Regions from separate parts of the Mus musculus genome. Here region 2 is linked to region 1. The links are chromatin loops, found by intact Hi-C in ENCODE. Cell type or tissue: left cerebral cortex. All regions are shown on one strand. Each heading gives the region's core, and the rest is flanking DNA. Links, peaks and the distances in the headings are about the cores only. Region 1 overlaps Mob4 (MOB family member 4, phocein). Region 2 overlaps Sf3b1 (splicing factor 3b, subunit 1).

What was found. A loop is a pair of places that touch in the nucleus more often than their neighbours do. Peaks named below come from ENCODE experiments on the same cell type or tissue, not always from the same donor. Only the 100,000 strongest peaks of a DNase experiment are listed, where the experiment ranks them.
Region 2: a loop joins it to region 1, with 2.5 times the contacts of the local background. A loop is called at or near these places in 5 of 42 quality-filtered maps.

Annotation. Positions count from the first base shown.
Region 1 is chr1:55,138,190-55,154,336 of GRCm38, reverse strand. It overlaps Mob4 (MOB family member 4, phocein), which reads right to left. Exons shown (of 8, transcript NM_025283.3): 3 at 9,113-9,213; 4 at 5,976-6,018; 5 at 5,703-5,789; 6 at 4,112-4,191; 7 at 3,255-3,366; 8 at 1-1,662. The coding sequence ends at 1,531. Among named protein-coding and RNA genes, the nearest start is that of Mob4, 15 kb to the right of the region's middle. In left cerebral cortex, for the core only: no CTCF peak of the experiment used is centred there; a DNase peak (open chromatin) is centred at 8,612.
Region 2 is chr1:55,001,254-55,017,400 of GRCm38, reverse strand. Sf3b1 (splicing factor 3b, subunit 1) reads left to right here. Exons shown (of 25, transcript NM_031179.2): 3 at 518-622; 4 at 911-1,025; 5 at 2,839-2,918; 6 at 5,129-5,299; 7 at 9,684-9,921; 8 at 11,018-11,230; 9 at 11,478-11,599; 10 at 13,911-14,108; 11 at 14,196-14,297; 12 at 15,839-16,018. Among named protein-coding and RNA genes, the nearest start is that of Sf3b1, 18 kb to the left of the region's middle. In left cerebral cortex, for the core only: a CTCF peak has its summit at 8,885 (motif pointing right); no DNase peak of the experiment used is centred there.

The sequences.
Region 1 (16,147 bases), core at 5,030-13,029:
AATGCATTTTTCAATTTCATTCGCAAATAGCTCTTAAATAAAAATGAAGTTTCTTTTGTTAAATTGGTAAAGATGGCTTCAGCTGTCCCAACTGCACAGGTCTCTATTCTGTCTTAGTGCCTTGTTACAGTGTGGCATAGAGACCTCAGCGTTTAATGAGAAACTCCACTAATCATGTCATGTTATGTAAGTCTGCACTTAAATTCTTTTTTTTTTTTTTCTTTTCTTTTCTTTTTTTTTTTTTTTTTTTGGTTTTCTGAGACAGGGTTTCTCTGTGTAGCCCTGGCTGTCCTGGAACTCACTTTGTAGACCAGGCTGGCCTCCAACTCAGAAATCCACCTGCCTCTGCCTCCCAAGTGCTGGGATTAAAGGCGTGCGCCACCACCGCCCGGCTGCACTTAAATTCTTAAGACGATGAAATAAGAAATCAAAGTATGACCACTTATCAACACCACTTAACCTGTGAATTATTGTAAATAGTCTTACATGTGCATATAATTCAAATAATAAGCTTTTAAGGAGGGAAAATAAAATTAATACACTATCTTTTTTCATATCTATTTAATGCTGCCTAGGGTTAGGTGAAAAGATTAATATTACTAAAAGGAAAAGTCAAACTATATTAAGGACTATTTTCTAAGTAGTTACAACAATTTCAAAAATCAAAGGTAGGCAGTACAGTTTTCCTGTACAGTACAGTTTTCCTGTAGTGTAACATCACTGCTAGTATGAGGTATGCTTTGTAAGCAATTAATACAAATATAAATAGGGAAGCGCCATCACTAACTATAGTTCGGTAAATAAATTTCCTGACTAGTGTACTTCCCAGAGGACTAAGGGAAACAAGAGGGGGCAAGTCCATGGAACATCACGTTTGTGCCTTGTCACTGTCACCATGGACTTAATAATCCACTGTCACAAAACAGGCAATGTTTCCAAGTACACTGGCCTGGAGTACACTTTATGTAGGAGAGAGCTTAAGTATCACTAACAGCTCCTCGAGTTCCTCTGAACATACACATAATCGTTATGCAGATCAAATGCTATAGACAGAACTTTTAAACACTTTTATCTCATTTTGGAAAAGTTAACAGTATAGATGGAATACTACTGAGTTTTCTAAAATTAAATTAAATTAAAACTTAGGGATGAAAACAAAGCAAATATGCTGTCTTTAGTACTTGTTAGGTGCTTGTGTGAAACACAAGCTCATTCGTTTATAGATTGGAAGGACTGGGGTCCAATGATTGTTTAGCAGCATTTACCAAACTGTAAAGTCTTTTATTAACAGGCATTATCAACAGATAATACTAAACTGATTTAAAAACCATGAGTGCCACACCAGTGAATATACAGCTCATGAATAACTTAAAATGTATTTCCCATTTAAAAAGGCAACACATAGCATACAAAAACCTATACTAAACAAATAAGCTATAATATGGATACATGATTGATGTGTCTAAAATGATATATATACAGTACATCATTGTTAATTATGTGATCAGTACATTGTTCTACGTGATTCCTTCATGCTTCACTTTCCCCAGAAACTGAGTTCTGAACTTCCTCTTCTAAAATTGGTACAATCAGGTTATCCTTCGACATCAGATTATATTTCATCACAAATTTGGTAAACCGATGACATAAAAATGTTTCATTCTGTAGAAAGAAAGGAAAAAAAGCCATTTACTATCCAAAATCAATAGGCTAGATAGAAGTAATATCAAAACACTTTACTGCTATCTTGACAAGAATGTATTACGATAATTTTTGACATACCGTCCTGGTTAGTTTTCTGTTGACTTGACACAAGCTAGGGTCATCTTGAAAGAGGGTATCTCAATTGAGAAAATGCCCCACAAGATTGGGCTTTAGGCAAAGCCTGTTGGCATATATTCTTGAGTGATGTACAAAGTGCCATCCCTAGGCAGATGTTACTGGGATGTATAAGATAGCAGGTTGAGCCTTTAATCCCAGCACTCAATCAGGGGGATTTCTAAGAACTCGAGGCCAATGTACTACTCAGCTATTAAAAACAATGACTTCATGGAATCCTTAGGCAAACGGATGGAACTAGAAAATATCATCCTGAGTGAGGTAACCCAGTCACAAAAGAACACACATGGTATACACTCACTGATAAGTGGGTATTAGCCCAAAAGCTCGGAATATCCAAGATACAATTCACAGACCACATGAAGCGCAAGAAGAAGGAAGACCAAACAAAGTGTGCAATGCTTTTGTCCTTCTTAGAAGGGGGAACAAAATACTGAGACAAAGTGTGGAGCAGAGACTGAAGAAAAAGCCATCCAAAGACTATCCCACCTGGGGATCCATCCCATATACAGTCATCAAACCCAGACACTATTGTGGATTCCAAGAAGTGCCTGCTGACAGGAGCCTGATATAGCTGTCTCCTGAGAGGCTCTACCAGTGCCTGACAAACACAGAGGTGGATGCTCCCAGTCAACCATTGAAATGAGCAAAGGGTCCCCAATGAAGGAGCTACAGAAAGGACTGAAGGAGCTGAAGGGGTTTGCAACTCCATAGGAAGAACAACAATATCAATCAACCAGACTCCCCCAGAGCTCCCAGGGACTAAACCACCAACCAAAGAGTACACATGAAGGGACCCATGGCTGCAGCCGCACATGTAGCAGAGGATGGCCTTGTTGGGCATCAGTGGGAGGAGAGGCCCTTAGTCCTGTGAAGTCTTGATGCCCCAGTGTAGGGAAATTCCAGAGCAGGGAGATGGGAGTGGGTGGGGAGCACCCTCATAGAAGCGGGGGGGGGGGGGGGGGGGGTAAGGGGGGTAGGGAGTTTCTGGGGGAAACTGGGAAAGGGGATATTTGAAATGTAAATAAAGAAAATATCCAATTTTAAAAAAAGAAAGAAAGAAATTCTGTAACAACTGAAAGAAAAAAAAAAAGATTTTTGAGGCCAACCTGGTCTACATACTGAGTTCCATGTTGGTCAAGGTTATGAGACACCTTATCTCAAAAAACAAAACAAAACAAAAAAACAAAACAACAAAAAGAAATCAGGCTGAGGAAGCCAGGAGAAGCAAGATAAGCAGTAGTAGTCCTCCATGGCTTCTGCTCCATTTTCTGCCTTAAGTTACTGCCCTGACTTTCCCAGTAATGGAGTGTAACCTAAGAGTTGTAAGTGGCAATAAACCCTTTTCTCTCCAAGCTGTTTTTGGTCATGGTCTTTAGCACAGAAATATTAAGCAAGCTGAGACATATACTTACTTCATATTCATCAAATATCTGCCGGTGATGAAAATAGGCATGTGAAAATATTCTATAAATCCTACGGCACACTGATCCTAGTTTTGCTACAGATGATTCTTTTATGCTAACCCTAAAAAAAGAAGAGAAACCAAAAGATTCACAGGTTGGACAAAATGTTAGAAACATACAATGCAATCTTGTCGATTCCCAAGTCTGGTACTGGCTATACCCAAGGCCGAGCAGCATCTGGATCAAGGCTGCAGTGCACAGGCTTTTGTAAGCAGCTCCCATCCATGTATCTAAGCCACCCTAATCAAAGTTACTGCGGCAAAAGATGAGGGGCTGCAGAGAGGGAGGGAGGAAGAGGAAGAAAACAAGGAAAACAGAAGGGGGCCTGTTGGGAAGTTTTGAAAGGGGTGAGTGAGGTAAGAGAGCAACAGAGTGAACAGTATCAAAACGCAGTGTATATGATAAATGCAGGATATACACGCATGTCATAACGATGCCATTATTATGTATAATTAAATATATGCTAATGTTTTGCTACAGGCAAAAATAAGGAAAAACAGCAGTCTCCCTTAAGCAAGTGTGCTCCTTTGTTTTATCAGGGGAAGCAGATTCTACTGCTTGCTGAGAAGTGGCCTAGAGAAGGAGCAGCGTGGAGCAGCAGGGATTCCATTGACTACACTAGTCTATGAGTGGAGGGAGACAGTTCTGATGTTTAACCACACCTTAATTTCAAACTCAATCTGAACAAGTCAACTATATAGTTATAAAAAAAATTATAACCAAAACCCTAACTTTAATTTTCAAACATCAATCTTTTAAATGAAACCCAAAAAAAGCTGAATACCATATTTAAAGATTTTGTTTACCTGCTGGGAAAATATTTATTGCTATTCAGAAGACATGCAGCACCATCCAGTGTGTGTCTTGTATAATCTATGGCAGGACACTAGAAAAGAGAAAATTAAATTCATTAACAAAAGGCCTCTCTTTTCTTAGGTAATATTTTCTAGTTTTCCTTACCACAGTAACCAAACGCTTGACAGAAGCCACATAAAGAAGGAAGGTTTCTTTTTAGAGGTTTTAATCCACCATGGTGGGAAGGCTGTGGAGGGAGGAATCATCAACTCACAGCAGACAGGAAGCAGGTCGACAACAGGAAGGGGTAAGGTGAGAAAATGCCCTTCAGAGACCATCAATCTCCAGCATCCTGCTTCTAAACAAATTCAGCCGTCCCATTTTCTCCATCTCTCAACACTGTTCAAACTTTATATCTATGAGGTATTAAACCATTTATTATGTCAGGGCTCTCATGATTTAATTATCTGTAAATGCCCTCTGATGTACCACATCCTTTATTCATCTCCAAGCCTGGTCTCAATCCAAGCAAGTATACAATTAACCATGTCAGGTATCTTATTCTAAAGACACAAACATACTCGAAGAAACAGTGTCTTCCGACCTCAGAATGATCATGAAGTGCATCCCATCAATAAATAAAGCTGTTGTTGCTGTGAGTTGTATCATCAGGCTTCTAGCAGATACATTAGCTAATTCCTACTTTCACTCCGACGCTAACCCTAAGGAAACAGTGTTGGGGACAGGAAGAACACTGGGTTCCCACTCTAACCCTCAGGAGAACTGGAGAAGCAGGAACTCTGGATGATTCATGACTTGCACAAGGTTGTAGTTGTTCTACAGACGTCTGTCTTGTGCCACAGTATGAACATACATGCATGCATGCAGAATTCTCATATTCATTCATATTAACTCATTCTCTCCCCCCCCCCTCATGTTGCGTTCAGCAGTTTTGGAGGTCTGGGAAGATGATCGGTGGCTAAGTGTAATCATGAGGAGCTGAGATCAAATCCCAAACATATACATAAACGCTGACATGCCCAGAAGCACCTGGAACTTAAGCACAGTCTGGGCGGTGGGGGAGGAGAAAGGGGATCTCTAGGGCTTGCTGGCTGCCAGCCTAGCTCCAGGTTCACTGAAAGACAGGCCTCATGGGAGTATAGGGTTATGGACTTCTCTCATCTCCACGGGTGCATGTACACACATGTACACACAACTGCACATACATCACACCCACAGATATTAAACAAATTCAGCAGTGTTAAGTATAATATCGTACAACTACACCCACTACATTCCACAATATTTCTGTTCATATATGGATATGGAATGTTCCCCAAGGGCTTATCTCCTGAAGATGTGGGTCCCAGCTGGCCAGTCTCTCAGGAGTGGTAGAAACTTTGGGAGATGAGGCCGAGTTGGAGGAAGCAGGCCATGGGCAGTGTCTTTGAGGGCACTGGGCTCCTGACTCTTCACTCTCTTTCTTGGATGCCATGTAAGCAGACTTGCTTCCCTAAATGCTCCCATCTGAGATGTTTGGCCTCACTTCAGGCCCAAAGTAATGGTGCCAATGAGCAGGTACTGGAAGCTCTCAATTCTCACCTCTTTTGGAGTTTTATGAGCTGCACAAAGAAAAATCCATTGTTCAGTTGCTGTCATCTGAGTACAGGTATCTGGATGGCATTCACTCTGTTAAAAATAATTTTATTTTTTTAATATGTAGAATGATAATGGAAAAAATGGTCATTTGGGTTATAATATTTCTATATAAAATATAAAAAGGATAATAGGAAACACTGGAAAAATCTAAGCATACAAAATCATTTTTAAAAATGAGAACTTTGAATTACAGCTTTAACATAAAGAAAATACTACCTGAAGTTTGACAGCAAGTCCATTTAGTTCAAGGCAGAATTGCCTAAAAATGCAAAAAGCACATTTATTATCCAGGCTTTGTGTATTTTCTTCTTTTATTTTTTAAGGTGGTCAAGCTGGTTATCCTTTTATACAATAAAAATCTGTTTAATTTTTCTGGATAGTACTTAGAAATTTCACCAAGACTCTAGAAAAACAAGTACTTTTTGATTGAGAATCTATTGTAATGCAGTTTTCAGAACTGTATACAGTTATGTTACAAAGGTGTTCACATTAACCGTGTATATGTGGTAAGACTTCTGATTATGATCAACTGAAGGATAGGAAGTTGTTGATATGTATGATTAAACATGAAAGATGTTTTAGTTATATAAAAATTATGTAGGTGTTTTCTATGTACAATTACATACATAAAAAAATGTCTAAACCTTTTTTATAGATTAGAACTTTCATACTTAACCAACCAGGTATGATGGTGCACGCCTTTAATCCCAGCACGCAGGAGGCAGAGGCAAGTGGATTTCTTGAGGCTAACCACACAGACAAATCCTGTCTTGAGACAAAAACAAAAACCTACAACAAACACTAAATCATGCCAGGTGAGGTGAGTGGTGACAGGACACAGATGTATCTCTGTGGGTTCAAGGCCACTCTGTTCTATATAATGAGTTCCCAAAACAGCTAGGGTTACATAGAGAGAGATCCTGTCCCTAATCCACTCCAACCCCCTCCAAAAAAAAAAAAAAAAAAAAAAAAAAAAAAAAAAAAAGTCAGGACTAATACACCAGGTGGGCATGGTGGCTCTTGTGAAATTCTTATATTTTTGGCTGTGAGCCTAGCCTTTAACGGCTGAGCCATCTCTCCAGCTCCCTTGTGAAATTCTAACACTTAAAAGGTAGAGAAGGAGGATGCCCTGAGCAAGCTAGTTCAATGGTAGACTATGTCTTAACAAATAAGGTAGCAATAAATCAAAGAAGAATCTCAATATCAACTTCAGGTCTCCACATAAACATGCACACGCAAACTCATATACACATAAACACACAGGCAGGCATGCACACATGAACGCACACGCAAACTCATATACACATAAACACGCAGGCAGGCATGCACACATGAACGCACACGCAAACTCATATACACATAAACATGCAGGCAGGCATGCACACATGAATGCACACGCATGGTTCCTTGTACACATATCCATGAGGGAATACACACACACAAACCACCACCACCATCACCACACAAAATATCCAGAGAAGGAGCAGCAACTACAGAGTCTGGGCTGAGACCACGACTAGTAAGAGCACTAGTGAACCTAGTGTGTATGCACAAGGTCCTAGGTTCACTTCCCAGCACATCAAAATATAAATAACAGAAGTTTCAAAAGCTATCCTACATACAATATACAAAATTTAAGTCCTTCATTTCACTACTGTTTACATGCATAGATGAAAACATATCAGAATGTATGTAATACATACATCTTGAATGTATAAATGTAACTTCCTGACTTTTGTTAGAATTTCCAGGATATTCATTTTTTCTAAAACTAAAAACTGTAAAGCTTATACAATGCCTAAAATCCATTTACTACTCTTAAAAATTGTTTTGAGATAGTCTCAGCCCTTAAACTAGATATGCAGCTGAGGATGACTTCAGCTCCTGCCTTCACTTCCCAAGTTCTAAGATCAATGTGCCAGGCAGGCCCGGTTCTCAATAGTTTTCAATATACTAAAAATAAAGGAAATTATAATGAATGTCAGACAATTTTAGGTAGACATTTGATGTAAGACAATCCTCTGTAATAAAAATAAATGTATTTTATAGTTGTCACACTATTGAATGTGTTCACTCTAAAAACCCTACCTATGGTATGTACTCCACTCTATCAAGGTAGAGTCACTAGTGTTTCTTCATCAAACAAAAACACTTTGGTTCCCCAAAAATGCAATATTAAAGCCTTATATTTAGAAGATAAAACAGGTTACCAAAAAGAAAAAAGACTTATATGAAACTTATTAATTAAAATCACTATTTATTTAAGCATACTTTTATGTATCACTTTGTTTATCTGATATAGATTCCCACTATGTAGTACCTGCTGGCAGGTTGGCCTTAAACTCACAGAAATCTGGCTTTGTCATCATGCCCAGCCTACGTAAATATATTTTAATGGAAGAAAACAAAAAGCAAAGGATACATTTTTATTTTTTTAGGATTTTACTTACTTTCCTGGGTAATTCTATGCTTAAGACTATAAAAATAACACTGTGACAGGAAGATAGATCATACTAAAATGACACCTTTTTTTTTTTTTCCCCGAGACAGGGTTTCTCTGTATAGCCCTGGCTGTCCTGGAACTCACTTTGTAGACCAGGCTGGCCTCGAACTCAGAAATCCACCTGCGTCTGCCTCCCAAGTGCTGGGATTAAAGGCGTGCGCCACCACCGCCTGGCAATGACACTATTTTTGATCACCTATCACTGACCACTACTTCATATCAGCAAACTATGTTTTACGTGGTTCTGAGTTATTGTTGACTAAGAGGTAACAAAGATTGGCAATGATAAGCATAGGCTTATACAGTCCAACTAGCTCATTTGGCAGCGCTGCAAATATAACCTGGCAAAAGCACAAAACTGACAGCTTTAAGTCAATCTACTACAGAGCTAACACAATGAAAAGACAATCCAGAGCTAAAATCCACACATCCTACCATGATTACGAGCCTTTCAAATGGGGCACCTTTTCCTAATCACAGAGGTTCAATATGGGCTATTAGGAGATTTGGATCCTTATAACTCTGTTGGAATTAATAATAATCATTCATACGCTTGTAATTCTAATTCTAGCACTCAGGAGGCTGAAGTAGGAGATCCATGCCAGCTGTGACACCACTTGTCTTCAATCCTAGCACTTGTAGGAGGTGGAGACAAGTTGATCAAGTAGACAGATCAAGGCCTGGGCTACTACATGAGAACTTGTCTCAAAATACACAAAAAGACACAAAAAACCCCTGTTCTGCTTTATACAAAGTTTACTTGAGTCATAATTTTCATTAGAGGGTACTTATTATTAGTGTATTATTACTAGAACTGTTAGTACAATCCTGGGATTTCCTAAAGACCTACCTTAAATGTTCATACTTCCATACACCTTCATCTTGGCCTTCAGGTGGTTCAAGAATTTTGTCAATATTGGAGCAGTCTGCCCTTATGTTCTGTTGAATATACTATAAAGAAAGAAGTTCTTATGGTTAATTAAATTATACTGGATGTTAAATTTCATGCTAAGTATGTTTAATATTTTTTGGTTTTTGAGACTGTGTAGATCTGGAGGTTCTGGAATTTGCTATGTGAAAGGAACCATGGAGTTGGCTTTGCTTAGCTGCCTTGACAGGCATATGTCATAGGTTTTTCAGGTTAGGTCCTGGGGCACAATGTGCCTTGCAGTTCCTGAAAGACCAATGCACTCCCTCAGGTAGTAAAGTGTTCAGTTACTCTGTGTTTCTCTGTATGTTCCCTTAGAAGTTATAGCAGCATAGAAGCTTGACAGGACAATTGGTCTTTAGACATTAATCATTTTTACCCAGTAAAGTTTGCAAACATCATTGTATCCCGACAACTACAAATGTAAAGATCCTGGCAATTGCCACCATATTCTCTTTCTAATAAAGGTATAAAAAGTCTGACTACGCCCAATAAAATTGCCACAGCTTAAGTCTTGCTGTGGACTCTCTAACCAGCCTCATTCCTCATGGCCATATTAGGTGACCAAGGCTGGCATTCAATTCAGAGATCAGTCTGCCTCTGCCTCCCAAGGGCTGGGATAGAAGGCGTGCACTACCAAGGCTAGATTGAACATCAACTCTTCGCCTTCTTAGTAATGAAATTACAGGCATGTGCTAATACACTAGATTTGAGTTCCAATGTAAACCCCTTGCATTGTGAGGACTTGTGAGGGAATGGGTTCTCACTATGCTGCCCAGCCTGGCCTAGCACTTAAGTCATCACTGCACCTCAGCCTCCCATGAGATGCTAATATGAGCACATGATGCCTAGAATTTTTTTCAGATTTTTTTTCAGCTCATCCTAATGATCTTAAGTTTTAATGCTCTTAAGTATATGCAACTAATCTGAACCATCTCAAATTCCACACAATAATTCTTTCCAAATCTCCCCCTCCTTCAACATATACTCATGTTTAAAATTCATGTTTAAATCTAAAACTCTTTTTTTTTTTTTTTTTGGTTTTTCAAGACAGGGTTTCTCTGTATAGCCCTGGCTGTCCTGGAACTCACTTTGTAGACGAGGCTGGCCTCGAACTCAGAAATCCGCCTGCCCTCTGCCTCCCAAGTGCTGGGATTAAAGACGTGCGCCACCACGCCCAGCCTAAAACTTATTTTTAAAATTACCTTTTACTTTTTGATATTATAATAAAATTACATTATTTCCCCCGTTCCTTTTCTCCTTCCAAATCCTCCCATACCCCCCTTGCTCTCTTTCAATTTCATGGCTGCTTTTTTCATTGTTACATACATTTATGTATACTCATATATGTTCTTAAATACATACATACAACCTGTTCAGTATGTTCATAGCTCATTTTTATTGTACTCTACATTATTACACTTTTCAGTCCTGTGGTTTAACAAATAAATGTGGCAAGCCTGCAATGTATTGATATCCTTTCTCAAACATTATGTACACACTTTACATCTCAGCCCTGCATCCAGCTTTCATAGTCTCATATTTCAAACATTTTTATTACTATTATTTAATTATCTGTATGCTAACCTGTGGTTAATGATCTTTTGGTGTTACTATTTTAAGTAATGAATTATTATGGTCATATAAGATAGCAAATAAAATTCACAAATACTATATGTTCTGAATATTTAACTGATCAGCCATTTTCTTATTTCTTTCTCCTCAGGCCCCTATAACAATATTGGAAATGGGCCAATTAATATTGGTCTCTGACTATTCAAGAAAAAGAGAAGTCATTGTCCATCTTTGTAAAGACAACTATACAAAGAATCAACAAAACCCAGAGCTGGTTCTTTGATAAGTCCTTAGCCAAACTAACTAGAGGGCACAGAGACAATATCCAAATTAACAAAATCAGAAATGAAAAGGAAGACATAACAACAGAAACTGAGGAAATTCAAAAAAATCATCAGATCCTACTACAAAAGCCTATAATCAACAAAAATGGAAAATCTGAATGAAATGGATGAATTTCTAAACAGATACCAGGTACCAAAGTTAAATCAGGATCAGATAAACCATCTGTACTGGCTAGTTTTGTGTCAACTTGACACAGCTGGAGATATCACAGAGAAAGGAGCTTCAGTTGAGGAAATGCCTCCATGAGATCCAGCTAATAGGCATTTTCTCAATTAGTGATCAAGAGGGAGGTCGCCTTGTGGGTGGTGCCATCTCTGGGCTGGTAGTCTTGGTTCTATAATAGAGCAGGCTGAGCAAGCCAGAGGAGGCAAGCCAGTAAAGAACATCCCTCCACAGCCTCTGCATCAGCTCCTGCTTCCTGACCTGCTTGAGTTCCAGTCCAGACTTCCTTGGTGATGAACAGCAGTATGGAAGTGTAAGCCGAATAAACCCTTTCCTCCCCAACTTGATTCTTGGTCATGATGTTTGTGCAGGAATAGAAACCCTGACTAAGACACCATCTAAGCAGTCCCATATCCCCTAAGGAAATAGAAGCAGGCATTGAAAGTCTCCCAACTAAAAAAGCCCAGGTCCAGATGGTTTAGTGCAGAGTTCTATCAGACTTTCAAAGAAGACCTAATACCAATACTTCTCAAACTATTCCACAAAAACAAAAATAGAAGGAGCACTACCAAATTCGTTCTATGAAGCCACAGTTACGCTGATACCTAACCACACAAAGACCCAACAAAGAAAGAGAACTTCAGCCCAATTTCCCTTATGAACATCAATGCAAAAATACTCAATAAAATTCTCACCAACTGAATCCAAGAACACATCAAAACGATCATTCATCATGACCAAATAGGCTTCATCCCAGAGATGCAGGAATGGTTCAATATATGGAAATCCATAAATGTAATTCACTATATAAACAAACTCAAGAAAAAAAAAGCCACATGATCATTTTATTAGATGCTGAAAGAACATTTGACAAAATCCAACACCCATTGATGATAAATCATGGAAAGATCAGGAATTCAAGGCCCATACCTAAACATAGTAAAAAGCAATATACAGCAAAGCAGTAGCCAACATCAAACTAAATGGAGAGAAACTTGTAGCAATCCCACTAAAATCAGGGACTAGACAAGGCTGCCCACTAAACCCCCTACGTATTCAATATTGTACTCAAAGTCCTAACCAGAGCAATTAGACAACAAAAGGAGATCAAAGGAATACAAACTGGGGAGGAAGAATTCAAAATATCGTTTTGCAGATTATATGATAGTATACATAAGTGACCCCAAAAATACTACCAGAGAACTCCTACAGCTAATAAAAAACTTCAGCAAAGTGGCTAGATATAAAGTTAACTCTAACAAATTGGTGGCCTTCCTCTACTTAAAGGATAAATGGATTGAGAAAGGAATTAGGAAAATAATACCCTTAACAATAGTCACAAATAATATTAAATATCTTGGTGTGACTTTAACCAAGCAAAGATATATTCTTAATTAGTTATTGATAGGTGATGGCCTAGCGCATTGTGGGTGATGCCTGCACTGGGCAGGTGGTTCTGGGTTCTATAAGAAAGAAAGCAAGCTGAGCAAGCCATGAGGAGTGAGACATCAGCTCCTGCCTCCAGGTTCCTGCCCTGATTAAGTTCCTGTCCTGAGTTCCTTCAATGATGTACAACAGATGTGGAAGCAGAAGCACTCTAGAAGCAGAGAAAGGAAGATCTCTGCGAATTTGAGGTCAGCTAATGCTACACAGTGAGATCATGCCCATTAAAAAGCAACAGGCAAAACATCATTCTTTTTGTTATATTTAAACCCTGACGTTTTAATCATAATGACCTAATACTATTTTCTAAGGCAGTTTTTAGAAATAATTTGGGGCCATGTGATACAAGTATTATATATAACTGCACACAAAATTATTTTATGGTTTCCAATTTCAGAGAAGATGGAATGAACATATCAATCTTTACCTGTGAATGAAAGCATAACCTGGACTGACTGCACCTGGCTCTGCTATCTAATGTAGTGAGAATTTTGGTTTCTTTAAAAACCCAGTTACAGTATATGAACACGCTTTTATTTAGACCCCCGTGTGGTTAAGAGGCTGCTTCTCAGTAGGTGATTACAATTTGCCCTGTGCACTAGGAGGGGCATGATCTTTGCCAGCTGCAGATAGTTAAATTCTAGGGATCCTGGGGAGGGTATAAATGCCAGAGCCCTGAGAGGAGTCAGAGGTGTTCAGAAGAATAAGACAAAGGAGGAGGTGGCTGCTGTTGTGGTTTAACCAAAAGAAGTTGGAGAGATCCTGACAATGAAGGCTGGACTGACCCCAAGAAACTCAACACCCCTAATCAGCAAAACCTATAGAGGTGTTTGCCCCATTTCCCCTCTCACCTTCCTCTCCTACCTAGTGTTAGGGGGTTAGAAGGCATTAGGGTGGGATAAGGGGTGGAAGAGAAGTAGAGGTCTAAGAATATATATTAAAATAGAAAAAAAACATAGCACCAAAAATCTGAGGTCTCAGAAACATAAAGAGCAGAAGGGACAGATGTCAATGAACTGGCCGTGTTTGCTTATTAACCCCTTCCCCAAACTGACAAAGACTGAACTCAAAAGTGACTACTAGGATGCTGAAATAGGTCTGTAACAGTGGTTCCAACCTACAACAGGGTCACAGACAAGTGTCTGTTGTACGGCACTTTCCAGTTTTGGCTCAGGAGTGAAAGAAGCACATCTTAGATGTGAGGCCGAGTTCTCTTCGGGTTTAAGTAGAAACAGTATCCCTAAGAACCTGAGGGTAAGTAAGAGCTCGTGATTGCCATCTAACTCCTTCTTTGAGGCCCAAAGCATTAGGGTCATCCAATCTCAAACGGAAACCTCCATCCAGAACCCCTGGGTTTGGGTATTGCACACCTTTGATCCCAGCACTCAGGAGGCAGAGGCAGGTGGATCTCTGTGAGTTTGAGGACAGCATGGTTTACAGAGCAAGTTCCAGGACAGTCAGGGCTACACAGAGAAACCCTGTCTCAAGAAAAAAATAAAATAAAATAAAACGAGACGTCCAGAACTGTGCCTTGAGACAGGTTATTTGTCTAAACTCTATAGTATTTCATTGTAGCAATGCTGACTAATAGAAAGACTAAAGGAAAAAAGACCAACAGAAATCAACTAGCCACTTCTTTCTCATCAAAAAACATGGAAGAGAGACAGAAAGATGGCTCAGGCACATGACAACTTGAGTTTGATCCCTGAGATCAACAAGTTGGAAGGAAAGAACCAATCATCTTCAAGCTATCCTCTGTCCTCTTTATGTGTACCCACATATCTCCCCCTAATAAGTGCAATTTTTAAGAATGAAAGAAGTACTAAGAGAACTGCCAACCAGAATTCTCTATGTTCCAAAATAAATGAAGATAAAGATATTTTCAAATTAAAGAAAACTAAAGGCAGAGACCACAGTGGTTGCTAGTATTGCAAGGTTCTGGACTCACACTAGCACCAAAAAGAAAACAAGCAAGCAAAAGAAAAGAGAATTCCTAGACAACAAACCATGCTAAAACAAAAACTGCTAAAAAGTTCAAGGAAAGAAAAATAAAAGGAAATTTAAAACATTAGAAGTAACAGAAATTACAAGGCAGGGCAGGGTGGTGCAAATCTTTAATCCCAGAACTTGGGAGGCACAGACAGAAGCTCTATGAGTCTGAGGCCAGCCTAGTTTCCACAGCGAGGCCAGACCATCAAGAGCTACACAGCGAGACCATGTCTCAGTAAGAGAAAATAACAGTAACTCTCAAGGTGGGTATGATGCCTCATGCCCCTAACTCCAGCTCTTGGGAGGTCAAAATCAGACTGTCATGACTTCAAGCTAGAGAGTGAAACTGTCTCCTCAAGCCAAAATAAAGAAACATTGTGTCAGTGAGAGGGCTCATCAAGAAAAGGTGCTCACTTTACAAGTGGAATACCCTGAGGTCAATCTCTGAAACCAACATAAAGGTAGAAAGAGGAGAACTATGTCTTCTGACCTCCATACAAGCACCATGTCCAACATGTACCTTCATACACAGGAAAACATATACAGACAGTAAATAATGAAGTTTGTCAAAAAAAAAAAAAAAGAAAGAAAGAAAGAAAAGAAACATTAGGCTACAAATACATAGTTCAATGGTAGAGAAATTGCCTAGTACTTAAGAAGTGCTTAAATTCACTCTTTAGTCCTACCAAAGAAAATATCACTGTCTGACTGGGTTTCAATGAATGTCTACAAATATATAAGGGAATAAGAAGTAAAATCAGTGAGGAAAGGGGCCCATGTAAGGGTAATAATAACTAATAATAAAACACTTGATTCTACATAGGTAGACTAAGACTTCAGTAATCTATGCTATCACCAAACAAAACTAACAAACAAACACACACACACACACACACACACACACACACACACACACACACACAGAGGCATACTCAAAATTACAATTAAAACAATGCTAAAGCGGGGCATGGTGGCGCACGTCTTTAATCCCAGCACTCGGGAGGCAGAGGCAGACGGATTTCTGAGTTCAAGGCCAGCCTGGTCTACAAAGTGAGTTCCAGGACAGCCAGGGCTACACAGAGAAACCCTGTCTCGAAAAACCAAAAACAATGCTAAAAGGGTCAAATAACCTGTCAAAAGGGGGGAAAGTGACTTGCAAGAAGAAAAAGACAAAGGGAACAAACAGGGCTAGGAGTATTAGCTTGTTGATAAACTACCTGCCTAGCATGAAGCCGGCCCAAGATCAAAACCTAGCACCACATAAACCAGATAAAGTGTTGCATACCTCTAATGCCAACACTAGGAAAGTGGAGGACTGGGAGGATTGGGAAATTGGTCGTCCTTGGCTATTACTTCAAGTTTGAGGCTAGCTGGCAAATAGGAGGGCTCATCTCAAAATAAGGACTCCCCACCCCCCACTACCATCCTACTGGAGAGCAGGCT
Region 2 (16,147 bases), core at 5,218-13,217, 140 kb after region 1:
TGGCACTTTTCTTTCCCACTTGATAGAAATGTGTTTATATGATTGTCCCAAAAGTGAAATTCTAGAGACTAGTTTTTCAGAGGGTGTCTTCTTGCATATACTATCTCTATGTGTCTCTTGCTCTCTCTCATATTTGCTCGTGTTTTGAGATAGTTTTGATATTCTAGTTTACACTGATCTCATACTTAGAATCTTCATGTCTCTGCCTTAACCAAGTCCTAGGATTAGGAATTCTGTGTTGGCATGACCATACTTGGCCATAGCACTTGGTTTTCTTACCTAGTAGTGAAAGACAGTGGTGGCTGTATGTTCTAGAATTAAGAAACATTTTATTTTAAAGTAGAATGTATGAGTGTATAGTGATGTGTAAACATGTTGTTATGGAAGTTAATAGCTTTGATAACAATTATTGTTGACTTGTTTCTGTGGTTAAATAAAACTTAAGAGTTCCAAATAAACTCATGGGTAGTTGTCATGTTGCTTTTTATGTTGTGACCTTTTGGGTGTTTGATTGCAGGATGACGATGACTACTCATCATCCACGAGCTTGCTCGGTCAGAAGAAGCCTGGATATCATGCCCCCGTGGCGTTGCTTAATGATATACCACAGTCAACAGAGCAGGTGATGCCTCGCAGTTATTCAGCTTACAAAAAGGGAGTCAGTTTCCATGGGAGCACAGGAATTTTAGCAGTTCTGAGAATGTTTTGAGAGAAGAGCTGACTTGGGGGAGTCAGAAATAATTGTTTTGTAAAGGCATTCATTAAGCCAAACCTGGAGTTTTGGAAACTGATCAGCCACACATACTTTTTTTGTCTTAAATAATGGTTTATTCATTTGTGTGTGTGGTGAGGATGGGTTAGTTTTTTTAAATAGGGTGGGTATTAAAATGAGATGTGCCTTTTTTTTTAGTATGATCCATTTGCTGAGCATCGTCCTCCAAAGATTGCCGATCGGGAAGATGAATACAAAAAGCATAGGCGGACCATGATAATTTCCCCAGAGCGTCTTGATCCTTTTGCAGATGGTAATTCTTTCCCACTTTTCTATAAGTATTCAGAAATTTATTTTAATTACCTTGTCTTTAGCCCTTTGATTTTTTTTGGCATGCTTATGAATTTGCTTTTCGTTTTTAAAGACCCCTTTATAGATTTGTATAGATTTGGTTGAAGTCAAAGATGCCATATTCTTCATCTTTATAATGCAAGTTTTCTTTCCAGGTAGAAGGACAAGAAAATAATGAGCCAATGCCATAGAAACGCAAAGGGTTAAAGGTTTTTCTTTTACTTTTGTTTTGGGTACTCTTGGTATACTTTGAACAAATGTGTTTTTCTGCTCAAAATACTTTCAAATTATTGCAAAGTTTTCATTCCAAATTCTAGAGTTTTGGATTGTTACTTTTGAGAAACTATTTCTCACACTAGTTCCCCTTATTGTTATAGCTTAGTAAATGCACCTACTTTGCTCTAGTCAACTTTATATAGTTAAAACAAAGCTATATACAAAGACTTTGGTATTTAATAGTTGGAGTCTGTTTTGCTAATTGTAGTGTGCAAGGGGCATAGTGAGCCTGATGGAAGATTTCCTCAGGTGAGTGAGTCCCAGCATCAAAACTAAGTGCCTGTTCTTAAAATTAGATTCTGCTGCAGGTTTTTACAAATTAGACTTTCAGCCTGCATGAATTAATAGGGATATTCTTTGCTTTACTTGCATAATTGTAATTGATTTAAACATGTATGTCAGAATTCACAGGCCCATACTAACTGTCCTTAATTTCTTTCCTACAGCAGTACTGCTATATGCCAGTCCTGTCTGCATTCTTAAGGGTGCAGTTCAACACATCCTCTCTAGATTATGGTGAAAAAGTATTCCAAAGGAAGTCTTATCAGAGCTAGTGTTAGAAAGAATGACACTACCAATTGGGCATGATCGTCAGCATAGGAGATGTCTTAGAATTTTATTATTTTGTCCTAAATTGTAATGCTATACTACTTGTATAGCTATTGTCACTTTTCTAAAGCATAGTGTGCCTTCGTGTTCTTGTTATGCACTGTTTGGGCTTCTTTAAGATATTTTGCAATTTGAAAAGCAAATACTGAAATTTTAACCAAGAGACTGACACATCTCTTTGTACACCACTTTTCTTTTGTGTGCATTGTAGTAACTGGTAGAATAATATATCTTAAGTTGTATGTTTCCAGTTGTGATTGTACTTTCTAAGAAATAGAATTATATTTTGGGTCAAGGAAAAAACTTTAAAAAGCACGAAGCCCTTTTAGTAATGTGACGTGAGAATATGATTGTAGGTTTATTTTTTTATAATCAGAGTTTCTAAGTTACAACTGTTTAGATCACTGTATGAAGAACTTAATGTTAGTCAGTTACTGTAGTCAGGATTTTAACAGCTTGCAACAGGTAATGTTTTGAATATAAATATCTTTCCAAAGTGTTACTAATGGTAAAGAGATAATTTTCTAGGCTTCTATTCTGCTGCTTGAAGTCAGAACTGCTGATGGAGACAAAGGCACGAAAGTGTACGTATTCCGGATTAGCAACCCAGGAACCCATCACTTCTGAAGACTAAACTGTGCTGTCATTTTGCTTTCTATATGCATTAAAATAATTGTTTTAAACTGCTGTAGATATGTTTGTGTTCAAACAGGTTAAATTGATCAGCAAACTCAATAAAAAAGTAAGATGTATAATTATCAAAGTTTTCCATCAAAAACTAAATTAAATGATTATGGAATAACATAATATTAGAGCAGGGCAGAGAAATCAATTGAACCTAATACCCTTTATTTATTGTATTCTTGTCCTGTTGCTGTTCTTTTCTGCAGGAGGGAAGACTCCCGATCCTAAAATGAATGCTAGAACCTACATGGATGTTATGCGAGAACAACATTTGACTAAGGAAGAGGTAGGAACTGCTTTCTCAGTGTAATGGTTGTGAAATAATGTTGGAACATTTGAGAGAATTTTATATTTATCTAGGTTTCGATGTTCATAGCAATATTTTTTTTTTTTTTTTTGCTTTTTTCCACCCCTGAGAGAGGGTTTCTCTGTGTAGCCCTGGCTGTGCAGGAACTCACTCTGGAGAGAGGATGGTCTTGAACTCAGAGATCCACTTGTCTCTCCAGTGCTAGGCTTAAAGCTGTGTGCTACACTGTCTAGCTTTTTTTTGGGGGGGTGGCGGGGGGTTCGAGATAGGGTTTCTCTATATAGCCCTGGCTGTCCCGGAACTCACTTTGTAGACCAGGCTGGCCTCGAACTCAAAAATCTGCCTGCCTCTGCTTCCCAAGTGCTGGGATTAAAGGCGTGTACCACCATGTCCAGCTTTTAAATTACTTTTAAAAGGTGATCTCATTATGTAGCCCTGGCTGACCTAAAACTTAGATCTGCCTGCTTCACCCTCTGAAGTGCTGGAGTTAAAGGTGTGAACAATTGGACTATAGTAGTTCAATCATAGAAAGTTAAAAAAATCCCAGAATTATATGACCCTTGACACTTGATATTTTGATTTCCTGGCTTCCTGTGAGTGTCTGCTTGCCTGGGGAGGTGTTTAAGGGGTTACTAGCATACCTCATGAAGCTAGTGGTCACATTAATTTTTGATGAATATTTACTGGAGATTGGGTTTGGCAATAGATGGAGAATTTTAAATATTCCATTTGGCTTATAGAGATAATTCTGTGCTAACATGAATGCAATGCTAACAAGCCAACCCTCAACTGTTTTTGTATTTTTGGTCTTCTCATTACATTTATTTGTGTGTGTATGCTTGGTACATGCCATGGTGTGCTTGTGGAAGCCAAAGGACAACTGGCAAGAGTTCTACCAAGAGCGTTCCAGGGATTATCGGACTTGGTAACAGAAAGTGCTATTACCAAATGAGCTGTCTTGCCATCACTGGTCCTAATCTTTTTATTGTTGTTTGAATGAAGTAGGGTCTTCCTGTAGCCCAGGCTAACCTAGAAATGACTCTGTAGCCTCATAGTCATAGGCTGACGCTCCTACCTCAGTCTCCTGAGTGTTAAGGAATGACAGGTATACATCACTGAGATTCCCGTGGTTCCTGTAGCAATATTAACAATAAAAGTAGGGTTTGCTAGGCGATTTAAAGGGATCTGGAACCTCATTTTAAAATGAAAGGGTGAATTAAATGCATTTATTATGACACTAAGTTTTGTTTTCATGTTTCTAGTTCTTTTCTATTTTTGAGAAAAGAGTCTTGCTATGTATTCCTGACTGGGCTAGAACTCACGCATTGGTTGGACTTGAATTCAAACCAATATACCTGCCTAGTCTATGGATCATAGGCATGTGCTACTGCACCTGGCTTATTTTTGTGTCTTGAGTCTTAAAAACTTTCAGTTGCATATTTTTCAGTTCTCTGCTAAGTGGATATTTACTTACTGATTAGGGCGATTACAAGACTAACTTCACTAGTCTCACTGACTAGAGATTTTATTTTTCAATAAGACTTTCCCTAGCTTCAAAACATAGGCTGTTGCATGTGTACTGTTTAGAAAGAAAGCTAATGCTGTGTGTACACACACAGACACACAAACACACACAATATTAAAGATAAGGAATGATATCACTAGGAACAGAATGAGTTTTTTTTTTAAAGATTTATTTTAGTATGTATACAACGTTCTGCCCGCATGTATGCCTGCAGGCCAGAAGATGGCACCATATCTCATTACAGATTGTTGTGAGCCACCATGTGATTGCTGGGAATTAAACTCAAGGGCCTATGGAAAAGCAGACAGTGCTCTTAACCTCTGAGCCATCTCTCCAGCTCGAGTGTTTTTTTGTTTTTTTCCCCCCATTGTTTTGGAGACAGTTTTGTTATAGTCCTGGCTGTCCTCCTGCCTCTGCCTCTGCCTCTGCCTCCCAGTGCTGGGATTAAAGGCGTGCGCCATCGCCACCCATCCTGCTGTGAATGGAATACTAAATAGCGCATTGAAAAGAAATGATTATGCTAGTAGAATTAAAACTTAACTAAAGAAATTTTTTCTATTTCTGGTGCTGGGGATTGACTAGGAGCTTAAGCATGCTCGGTAAGCATAGCTACTTGAGTTTCCTCCATCTAATCAAATGATTTGCTGTTTGAAATGTTTTTCAGAGAGAAATTAGGCAACAACTAGCAGAAAAAGCTAAAGCTGGAGAACTAAAAGTCGTCAATGGAGCAGCAGCATCCCAGCCTCCCTCAAAACGAAAACGGCGCTGGGATCAGACCGCTGACCAGACTCCTGGTGCCACTCCCAAAAAGCTATCGAGTTGGGATCAGGCAGAGGTAATCTTTTATTTTTTTATTGCTATTTTCATATTTTTCTCTATGGACTGTGTTCATATTTGGGCTTGTAAAACAAGTTACTATTTACTGGATGGCTTAACTTTATATCCATTATTTCTCAATAATGGAGGTTTGAAGTAGAGGATGAAGTGGTAGCAGGATTGTTGTCTGGGGAGAATACTTTGTCACTGTTTTCTCATAACTTTTCCCTCAATCTTCTTCCGTTTCATCTAACCTTGAATGTCCCCAGCCTCCAAAATCGGTCACATTAGGGCTTACAACCTCAATACCTTAATAAGGCTTTGAGACATAGTCCAGTCCGTATGTTGAGGAATGGAACGTTCTTTTTTAGTTTAATTTTATTTGTGTCTTTTATTTTATTTTATTTTATTTATTTTTTTCTTGGAGGCATGTTTTGCTTTGTGGCCCTGGCCAGCCTGGAACTTTTTTTTATTAATAAAAAAAATTGTATTTACTTAGAAGCATTCAGAATGTCAACAAAGCAGCCACCAAACTACTGTCCCCATATATAACTAATTTGTACTCTGCACCAACAAGAACCTGCTTTAAATTTCCATGCCAATTTACAACCCTCAGACTGTACCAGGCAAGGTTAGTGGCTATTGAAAATACCACCAGGACAGGGCTATCACATTCAGTAGTGTGTTAATTATACAAAAAAAAGACATTGTACGGTTTAAAAACAAATCTTACACAGCCTTACATTACAATTTTTTTTTCTTTAAAAGGAGCGAGTTGTGTACAGGGGGGGTTAAATGCTTTTTTTGTTTTGGTTTGGTTTTTGGTTTTTTTTTTTTTTTTTTTTTTTTGGTTTTTCGAGACAGGGTTTCTCTGTATAGTCCTGGCTGTCCTGGAACTCACTCTGTAGACCAGGCTGGCCTCGAACTCAGAAATCTGCCTGTCTCTGCCTCCCAAGTGCTAGGATTAAAGGTGTGTGCCACCACCGCCCAGCCTAAATGCTTTACAGACAAGAAAAAGAAACTGTGCTACAACCAACTTTTTTTTTTCTTCTTCTTCTTCTTCTTCTTCTTCTTCTTCTTCTTCTTCTTCTTCTTCTTCTTCCTCCTCCTCCTCCTCTTCCTCCTCCTCCTCCTCCTCCTCCTCCTCTTCCTCCTCCTCCTCCTCCTTTTTTCTTGCTCTTTTCAGCCTTGACCACCCCCTTTTTTGCTGCATCAGGTTTTCCTTTAGCTCTCTAGGCAACAATTTCCTTCTCATACTTCTCCTTCAGCTTGGCAGCCTTCTTCTCATAGGCTGTCCTCGAACTCAGAAATCTACCTGCCTCTGCCCACCGAGTGCTGGGATTAAAGGTGTGCGCCACCACACCCGGCTCAGAGTTAAATATTTAAAGCCACAATAAATTTGCTCTACTCAAAGCTGCCTAGCTGTTTGTTTGTAATTAGATAGAAAAGTTTATTTTTCTTACAAGATTTACTTTTATTAGGTGTTTGTCTGAATGTACATCACATGTGTGCAGCTACTTAGGAGTAATTGTCAGATCCATTGGAATTGGAGTTAGAGGTTGTTGTGAGCTATTACTGTGAGTGAGTGGTAGGAACTGAACTCAGGTTCTATGCGAGAGCAGTTAAATGGTCTTAACTACTAAGCCTTCTAGGAAAGAATGTGTTTCTAGGAAAGTAATTAGGACTTAGACCTACCTTTCTTTTTTGCTCATTTATGGAAAAAATAGGATGCATGGCAGTAAGATTCATATTACCACCTTTTTTTTTTTTTTTTTTTTTTTTTGCATAGGAAGGGCAAATTAAGTTTGTGAATAATTCATTTTCATTCATTACTTACCTAATCCAGAGGTTTTTGTTGTTGTTACAGTTTTGAGACAGGGTTTCCCTGTGTAGCCTTGGTTATCCTGAAATTCCAGGCTATCCTTGAACTCAGAAATCCACATACCTCTATCCAGAATCATTTTTGTTTTCCCATCACGAATAAAAATCCTTATTAGCTGAGTGTGGTGAGAGTGAGGGAGGATTATGAGTTTCTGGGTTATCTTGTCTCAGGATGACTTACCCCACCTCCCCAAGCCCTGCCACCACCAAGACACTGGATATTCAGAGCTCTTTTACATTCTTGGATAAATTACTCAAATCCACTTCTAATCTTTCTTCCCTCTGAGCTTGCTGCAAAGCTTGATAGTGTGAGTTCCAGATACAAGATTCATGTGGTAGAGAGAGACAGTGCACTCCCATGGGTTAGTCTCTGATCTCCACGCTTGCTCAGTGACGTGTGTACTCAAACACAGGCATACAAATAAATAATCTTTTTTCTTTTTTTTCTTTTTTTTTTGTAGCTGGGATTAAAGGTGTGTGCTACCACGCCCGACTTTTTTTTTTCTTCATTAAGATTGGGTTTTACTACGTGGCTCTGGGTTGCCTGAAACTCAAGTCAACCAGATTGACTTTGAACTCACAGAGATGCACTTTTCTCTGGCTCATAACATATTTCTTTAAAGTATTTATTATAATACATGTGGATTCCTTCTTCCCCAGAGGTTCTAATGTCTCAGGGATCCAGTTTGGGGATGCACTAATTTCAGAGCTGAAAGTCTTGCATTGGAGTTGTAGATAGACAAAATTACATGAATTTTCTAAACTCAGAGTTTAAACTCAGTGTATATTTCAGGGTACCTTGTATCATCTGGAGATTATTACAGTAGCTTTGCTTTTAGTTTTCAATGAGCTTATTAAGTATATATCATATAAGAGTAAAAGAAAGCTACACAGCTTCCATTCCAAATGGCTGTTCTAACCATATAGAAGTTTAGTGAGCTTTGTAGACTTTTTAGGCCTGGTTATTCTGGTTATTTTGATTTATTTTTCTCAATTTACAATTTTTTTTATAATTTTTTTTTTAAAAGAGAAGTCAAAAAAAAAGAGAGGAGTTAAAGAACCATGGCAAATAATAGATTGATAGGTACAGCAGATAAATAAAACTTCATTGAATCAGGGTTTCATAGAATCAAGCACGGAGACCGCTGGAGTAGCCTGGTTAAGAGAACAAAGGTGGGGCTGTTAAGATGGCCAGTGGTTAAGAGCGCCGACTGCTCTTCCAAAGGTCCTGAGTTCAAATCCCAGCAACCATGTGGTAGCTCACAACCATCTGTAACGAAATCTGATGCTCTCTTCTGGAGTATCTGAAGACACACTACATTGTACATATAATAAACAAATAAAAAAGCCGGGCGTGGTGGCGCATGCCCTTAATCCCAGCACTCCGGAGGTAGAGGCAGGTGGATTTCTGATTCGAGGCCAGCCTGGTCTATAGAGTGAGTTCCAGGACAGCCAGGGAGGGCTATACAGAGAAACCCTGTCTCGAAAAACAGAGAGAGAGAGAGAGAGAGAGAGAGAGAGAGAAGAGGGGAGGGGAGGGGAGGGGAGGGGAGGGTCTTCTCATGGCGGAACTGCCTTCTCTTTCCTGCTGCAGCCAGATTTTTTTTTTTAAAGATTTATTTATTTATTTATTTATTTATTTATTTATTTATTTATTTATTTATTTATTATGTATACAGTGTTCTGCCTGCATGTATGCCTGCAGGCCAGAAGAGGGCATCAGCTCCCATTTCAGTTGGTTGTGAGCCACCATGTGGTTGCTGGGAGTTGAACTCAGGACCTCTGGAAGAACAGACAGTGCTCTTAACTTCTGAGCCATCTCTCCAGTCCTATAGCCAGACATTTTTATCATGGGGCAAATAATAGACGATTTAACTGTTTTCAAGAACAGTGTTTTATTTTTGGGCTCTTTTGCTATTCTTCTGTCTTCTTCCCTTGTAAAAGGGAGTCAGCCTGAGCCAGGATATGTGTTTTGGAAATAGTTTGAGACAAACATGCTTGGGTCTAAAATGGGGATTATTTCTCTTTCAGAGTTATCTTTTACAAGCTTAAGCAGCTCATGGCAAATTACCAACACATATATATTCACAAAGGTTTATAACCCAGAATGTTTTGTGTATCTTTAAAATTCTATTTATTTTAATTTGCATTTTTTTCATCTGCATTTATGTCTGTATTAGGGTATTGACTCTCATGGAATTGCAGTTACAGATAGTTGTAAGTCACTGTGTGGGTGCTAGGAATTGAACAGGGTCCTTTGGAAGAGCAGCCAGTGCTCTTAACTGTTGAGCCATCTCTAGCCTTGTGTTTTAATCTAGTGCTTTTTACATTGTTCAGTTCCAAATGAAAGCTGTAAATTTGTTTTCATCATAAGCATTTGCAAATCAGTAAGCAAAATGATATCTAACTTCCACTGAAAGATACATTTATTGTTTTGTTTTTTTTTTTGTGCAATAGAAAATTTGTAGTTATATCTCTAAGGTGTATAGGTATGTGAAACAAAATTCCTTTGCTTTGTACAGACCCCTGGGCATACCCCATCTTTAAGATGGGATGAGACACCGGGTCGTGCAAAAGGAAGTGAAACACCTGGCGCAACCCCAGGCTCAAAAATATGGGACCCTACACCGAGTCATACACCTGCGGGAGCTGCTACTCCTGGGCGAGGCGACACACCAGGCCATGCAACCCCGGGCCATGGTGGTGCAACTTCCAGTGCTCGTAAAAACAGATGGGATGAGACCCCCAAAACAGAAAGAGGTAGGTACTTTAGTGCAGTGTAGATGAGTGTGTGGATGAGGTGTTGACTCCAGCATTTTGTCTTCAGACTGAGGTCCTTATTTCCTAGTATAAATATAGATTTCTATAAATAACCAGCTGATGTGGATGTGCCTAAACCTACCAAGTTTATAAAACTTGTTTTTCTTGTACTGTTTGTCTCAGTACCCAAGCTGAAATCTGTTAGAACCTTTCTTAATAACCTTTCGACTTTGGACTGGTGACGTGGCTCAGAGGTAAAGGCTCTTGCCACCAACCAAACTGGAGGACCAGGGTATGATCCCTGGGACCCACATGGTAGAAGGAGACACCAGCTCCACAGGTAACCTCTAACCTCCACATGTGTATCATGGCATGTGCTCCCCAACATACACAGTAAAGAAAGGCAACACACTTCAACTTTGTTTAAATTAAAATTTAAAAAACTTAGGTAATATTGTACTCAATTAATTTCCCCTCTTTTGAAGAGGCTGAAGGTTTTAGGAAGAATCTTTTTTTTTTTTAAACTTAAAAAAAATTGTTGTGGATACTATTAGCCTTCTTTCTTTCCTCAGCCTCCTGTGAGTACGCTGTGTGTGTGTGTGTGTGTGTTTAAATGCACCCGTTTTAACCATTTTTAATGTGCACAATTTAGTGGCTTTAAGAATATTTCCAGAGTTGCACAGTTATGACTTTGACTGCTATTCACTTCTATGTTTTTTTCAGTGATCCAAACATACTGCATTCTTTAGATACAGATTTTCCTTTCTCCCATTACTTTCTGGCTTCTGCCAGGCTATATTTTATATCTCTCTCAGAAATTTGCCTAAATCTAGTGTTTGCTATATAGTGAAAATAGCTGGAACATGGCTCAAGATGAACAGTGAGGTGTGGATGAAGAAAGTTTTGTTTTTCTGTTTCTCATTAGTTCATATCTGTGGCTTTGTAGTCAGTGAAAAGGAAACAAATACTGGGCAAAACTTTAACTGGATCTTGTTTTAGAAATATACTCCTTTTGAACTTAATCGAATTGCATGTAGGGGAAGCAGCATTTTAAGAGTGTTAATAGTGTGGTTTTACTGATCCTTTGTCTTTCAAGATACTCCTGGGCATGGAAGTGGATGGGCTGAGACTCCTCGAACAGATCGAGGTGGAGACTCTATTGGTGAAACACCAACTCCTGGAGCAAGTAAAAGAAAGTCTCGTTGGGATGAAACGCCGGCGAGTCAAATGGGTGGAAGCACTCCTGTTCTGACTCCAGGAAAAACACCAATTGGCACACCAGCCATGAACATGGCTACCCCGACTCCAGGTACAAATTTTTTTCATCATTCTTTCTCTTACAGCTATTTTAATTTTTTTTGCTGTTTTTTTTTTTTTTTTTCTGGGTTCCACTAATGCTAGCTTTTCTATTAAGAATGTAAATATAAATATATAACTGCCTTGATTTGCATTTGCAATGTAAAAACAACTCTGATACGGACTGATGTTAACTATTTTGTATCTGAAGGGCCTAAGTCTTACACTGTTGGTCATTAACAATTTTGCTTTTTTGGTAGGTCACATAATGAGCATGACACCTGAACAGCTTCAGGCGTGGCGGTGGGAGAGAGAAATTGATGAACGAAACCGCCCACTTTCTGATGAAGAATTAGATGCTATGTTCCCAGAAGGATATAAGGTACTAGCAGTGAATATATGATGACTATGTTGTATTGAGGATATGAGTTTTAAATATTTAGTTAAAAAAGTTGCCTGGTAAATTAGCATTGGCCTTTCTGAAATTTACTAATTTCATATTTTTAGGTATTAGTAAGTGCATTTCAGTTTGAAAAAGTAATAGAGATGAAATAAGTAACATGGAGCTTTTATTACTTTGGCAATCCTAATGATTGGTGGGAGTCAGAAGTAGGCGGATCTCTTGAGTTTGAGGTCAGTTTGGTCCAGATAACAAGTTTTAGGCCATCCAGGGCTACAAAAAGATACTCTGCCTCAAACCCCTCCCAGCAGAAACTTTTATTTTGGGGGCTGGAGAAATGGCTCAGTGGTTAAGAACATGTATTGCCTTTAAAGAGCAGCAATGATCTCTTGGAAACCTGAGGTCTTGTGCTGGCCTTCCAGGCTCTGTCTTCAAGTGTACAAAGTTATATTCAGGCACACATATATACACAATTAAAAACTGTCTAAAAACACTATTTTATTTTTAATTATATGCATGAATACGTGCAGGTTTCTGCAGAAGCGAGTATAACCTTCCAGTAGAATTATAGGCAGCTGTGAGCACTGGGATCTCATTTTGAGGTGCAAGTGCTTTAAATCACGGAGCCATTTTTCTAATATCTGCTTTGAGAAAACAACAAAAGCTCATTACTTTTTGAGACAGTGTCTCACTATGTAACCATGGCTGGCCTGCAGTTCAAGGTACAGACAGACCAGGTGACTTTAAAGGCATAGAGTCTTGAAGGGTATGCTACCGCTACTGGCATTTATTACTCTTTCTGTGAGGCATCTTAAGGGCTTCTGGAGGTCCACAGACAGTGCTTAGAGAACCTCTAAATTAGTTTTGTGGGACTGAGCTCAGATAACATGCCGGTTTTATTTGTTAGTTCAATAAAACTTTGTCTCTAAATGACATAGATTGATGGTGACACAAAGAATGTTTTATCAATAATTTGAAATTTATTTTTTGTTTTATTTTACAACAGGACCTTACTCTGTAGTTTGGGTTTATTGAAGTTTATTTTGAACTAAGTACCTATTATCATGGAACTACTTGTTGGCAAAGAGCTGTCTGTGATGATAGCTAGAGTCCGGATCAAGACCTCAGGCTTACAAGGAATGGCCTTTAGAGAGCCTTTCTGTTGACTTTGTCAAAACAATGTGCTGATTTGTGTGCTACCCCCGTTGCACTTAAGCTAGTATTAGATTATTTGCTTTAGATGCACATGTCGTATTGCTTAGTGCTAGAGTATTTGCCCAGGAGGGCAAGGATTTGATTAACCACTATTAATCAGCAAAACTTTAAAAACCAAACCACCTATAGCCTCCTTGTAATATTTTGTATGTGGACAATCTAATAAATATATTTCTCAATTATAGTCCTTGGGTTCCTTAATACCAATAGGAGGAACATTTGTTCTTTTGTGAGTTTACTAATTAAAATCTTAAATACACCTTTAGGTCCTAAATGTAGAGTGACAGCAATGTGTTTGACATACTGTAAGACTCAGCGAATAAATTCTTTTTTAGTCAATAGTCCATGCTGCCCATGGACTGAAATATCTATCATTGACATTTTTAGATATGACAACTAAGGATGTTTGGAGAGGACCTGTGTTAGTCTTTATTGACCTAACAAGAAAGTGTAATTAGCAACAACAACAAAAAGAATCTTACAGCTTTAAACTCATATTTTTAAGACTTTCTTTTTTGCAATGGGTTTAATTTGGTGTTTCTTTCCAAGTGTCTTGACAGATACTTTAATTTTACTCTCATGTATTTAAGTCAAATCTGTAGAGTTTAATCTTAAAAAATGTTTTATAGTATTTAGGTCTTTATGTAAATGGTAATATGCATGATCTTTTTAATCTATTACATAAACCATATATTCATTTCCGCTGAAATGAGTAATTGTAGAATTTCTAACAGTGTCTTTTAGGAAATCACTGAATCGGGTTTTAAATTTTCCAGTTTTGTTAGTTTGACATGTTGGCTTGACAACATGATATTTCAAGCATGTTAAGGTGATGAGAATCTTTTAAAGAGTGCTTCATATATTTTCTTCTTTTCCACTTAAATTTTAATTAGCAAATAATATTTTCTATAATAATCTTAACTTTTAGGTAACATTGCATAGTGGGATATATTTTCTTCAGGTAAACTTGCTAGCTAATACATTGTAAAATCTCTTAAGTGCAGATGCTACTCATTCTGTTGTCTTAAGAGTATATGAAGCCAAGGGCGTTATACTAACATGTTTATAACTCTCTTAGGTACTTCCCCCTCCAGCTGGTTATGTTCCTATTCGAACTCCAGCTCGAAAGCTGACAGCAACTCCTACACCTTTGGGTGGTATGACTGGTTTCCACATGCAAACTGAAGACAGAACTATGAAAAGTGTCAATGACCAGCCATCTGGGAATCTTCCATTTTTAAAACCTGATGACATTCAGTACTTTGATAAACTATTGGTAAGTGGTGATAGCAAAACTAAAGTATTGCTCTTTGTTTGGGAGTTACAAATCATAAATTTGATCTATTTTGAAATTTTATTGTAGGTTGATGTAGATGAATCAACACTTAGTCCAGAAGAACAAAAAGAAAGAAAAATAATGAAGTTGCTTTTAAAAATTAAGAATGGTACACCTCCAATGAGAAAGGTAAGTTCTATTTATTTTTCTATCAAGACAGGGTAGCCCTGGCTGTCCTGGTACTCTGTAGACCAGGCTGGCCTCAAATTCACAGAGATCTGCCTGCCTCTGCCTCCCAAGTGCTGGGATTAAAGGTGTGCACTGCTACTTCCTGGCTTTTTATTTTTTTAGACAGGGTCTCTACATAGTCCTACTTGTTTTGTAATTTACTATATATAATAGGTAGACCAGGTGGCCTAGAACCTACAGAGATCCACCTGCCCCTTGTTCCCAAGTGCTCAGATTAAAGATAATGTATCCCCTTTAATAAACATTGAAGTTGTGTATCACATCTGATTCCTAGTTCTAGGTTTTTGATTTGTTATATTCATTATATTTGTTGGTTATGAATGAGATAGGTTCTTGAACTATCCCAGACTGCCCTGAAACTCGTAGCCCAGGCTGGATTTAGACCAATAGCAAGTCTTTTTGAAACCTAGTTACCTAAGTGATGGAGTTAGCAGAATAAGACATGACACTCTTCTGCCTTGGTTCTGTTAACTTTGTATATGGTTTCTGATAAGTTGCTTAGCTTGGCCATAAGCTTGTTCAGGCAGGGCTTGAGCTTTGGATCCTCTTATTCTGGACTAGCTGCTTGGGATTACAGTCTTATGCTCCCGGCTCAATGAATTTAATTCTTCTAATCAAAGGATTTTTGTTCTGATAAGGATATGAGAAGGCTAAATTCTTTTTCTCCTTGACAGCTTTAAAGTGTTTAAAACCTAGAGGTATTTTGTGGAATATAATATGACTTCCTATATTAGCATCAAATATGACTTGAACATAGAAGGTTGTTCAAGCAGAACTAAGGCATATGGCACATGGCTCCAAAGCTCTACTAAATTATCAAATTATCCTTTTTTTCTTTTTTTTTTTTAAAAACCATCTTATTTATGGGCATGTGCACATGGAGCACAAGTGGAAGGTCAGGATAACTTGCAGGATCAGTTCTTTCCTTCTGCTGTCTGGGTTGTGAGGATTAAACTCAGTTGATCATCAGGCTTGGTGACCTGCCAGTACCTTTTACCCACTGAGGAAGGAGTCTTGCTAGCCCTCTTAAGTTACCCTTTTTTCTTTTATGCTCATCTATTTATTTGTTACACACATGCATGTGTGCATGCATGGTGCAAGGATATGTGTGCAAGTGGACAGGTAGGTCATGCTCCAGGATAAACATGGAGTTCAGAGGACAGCTTTTGGAAGTTGGTTCTCTCCTTTTGTTGTCTGGATCTCAGAGTTGCAATAGAGTCATTATTAGGCTTGGTGGTATATGCACCGTTACCTCTAAGCCCTCACCTGCCACTAAATGAATTGCCCTTTTAAAATGAGTTGCTAATGTTGAACTTAGATAAGAGTTTGAATATCAAAACAATTTCGACAGAAACAAATTCAGACTACTTTATGTAAATTGTCTATAAAAGTATACAGTATATTATTCCTGGTGCAAATTGCCACTTTGGAATGTTTGCTCATAAAAAAATAACTTTTCTCATTTCTCTGATTTTCCTCAGGCTGCCTTACGTCAGATTACTGATAAAGCTCGAGAATTTGGAGCTGGACCACTGTTTAACCAGATTCTTCCTCTGTTGATGTCCCCTACACTTGAGGATCAAGAGCGACATTTACTTGTGAAAGTTATTGATAGAATATTGTATAAACTTGATGACTTGGTGCGGCCGTATGTGCACAAGGTTGGTTTGTTCTCGAAGTAGTGTTTAATGGTTTAACTTTTATTTTTCTGGTTCTATTTTTCCACTGTGTGGAATCTGGAAGTTGTTACTTTCCTTTGTGTGTATATGTAGCCCTGGCTGACCTGGAAC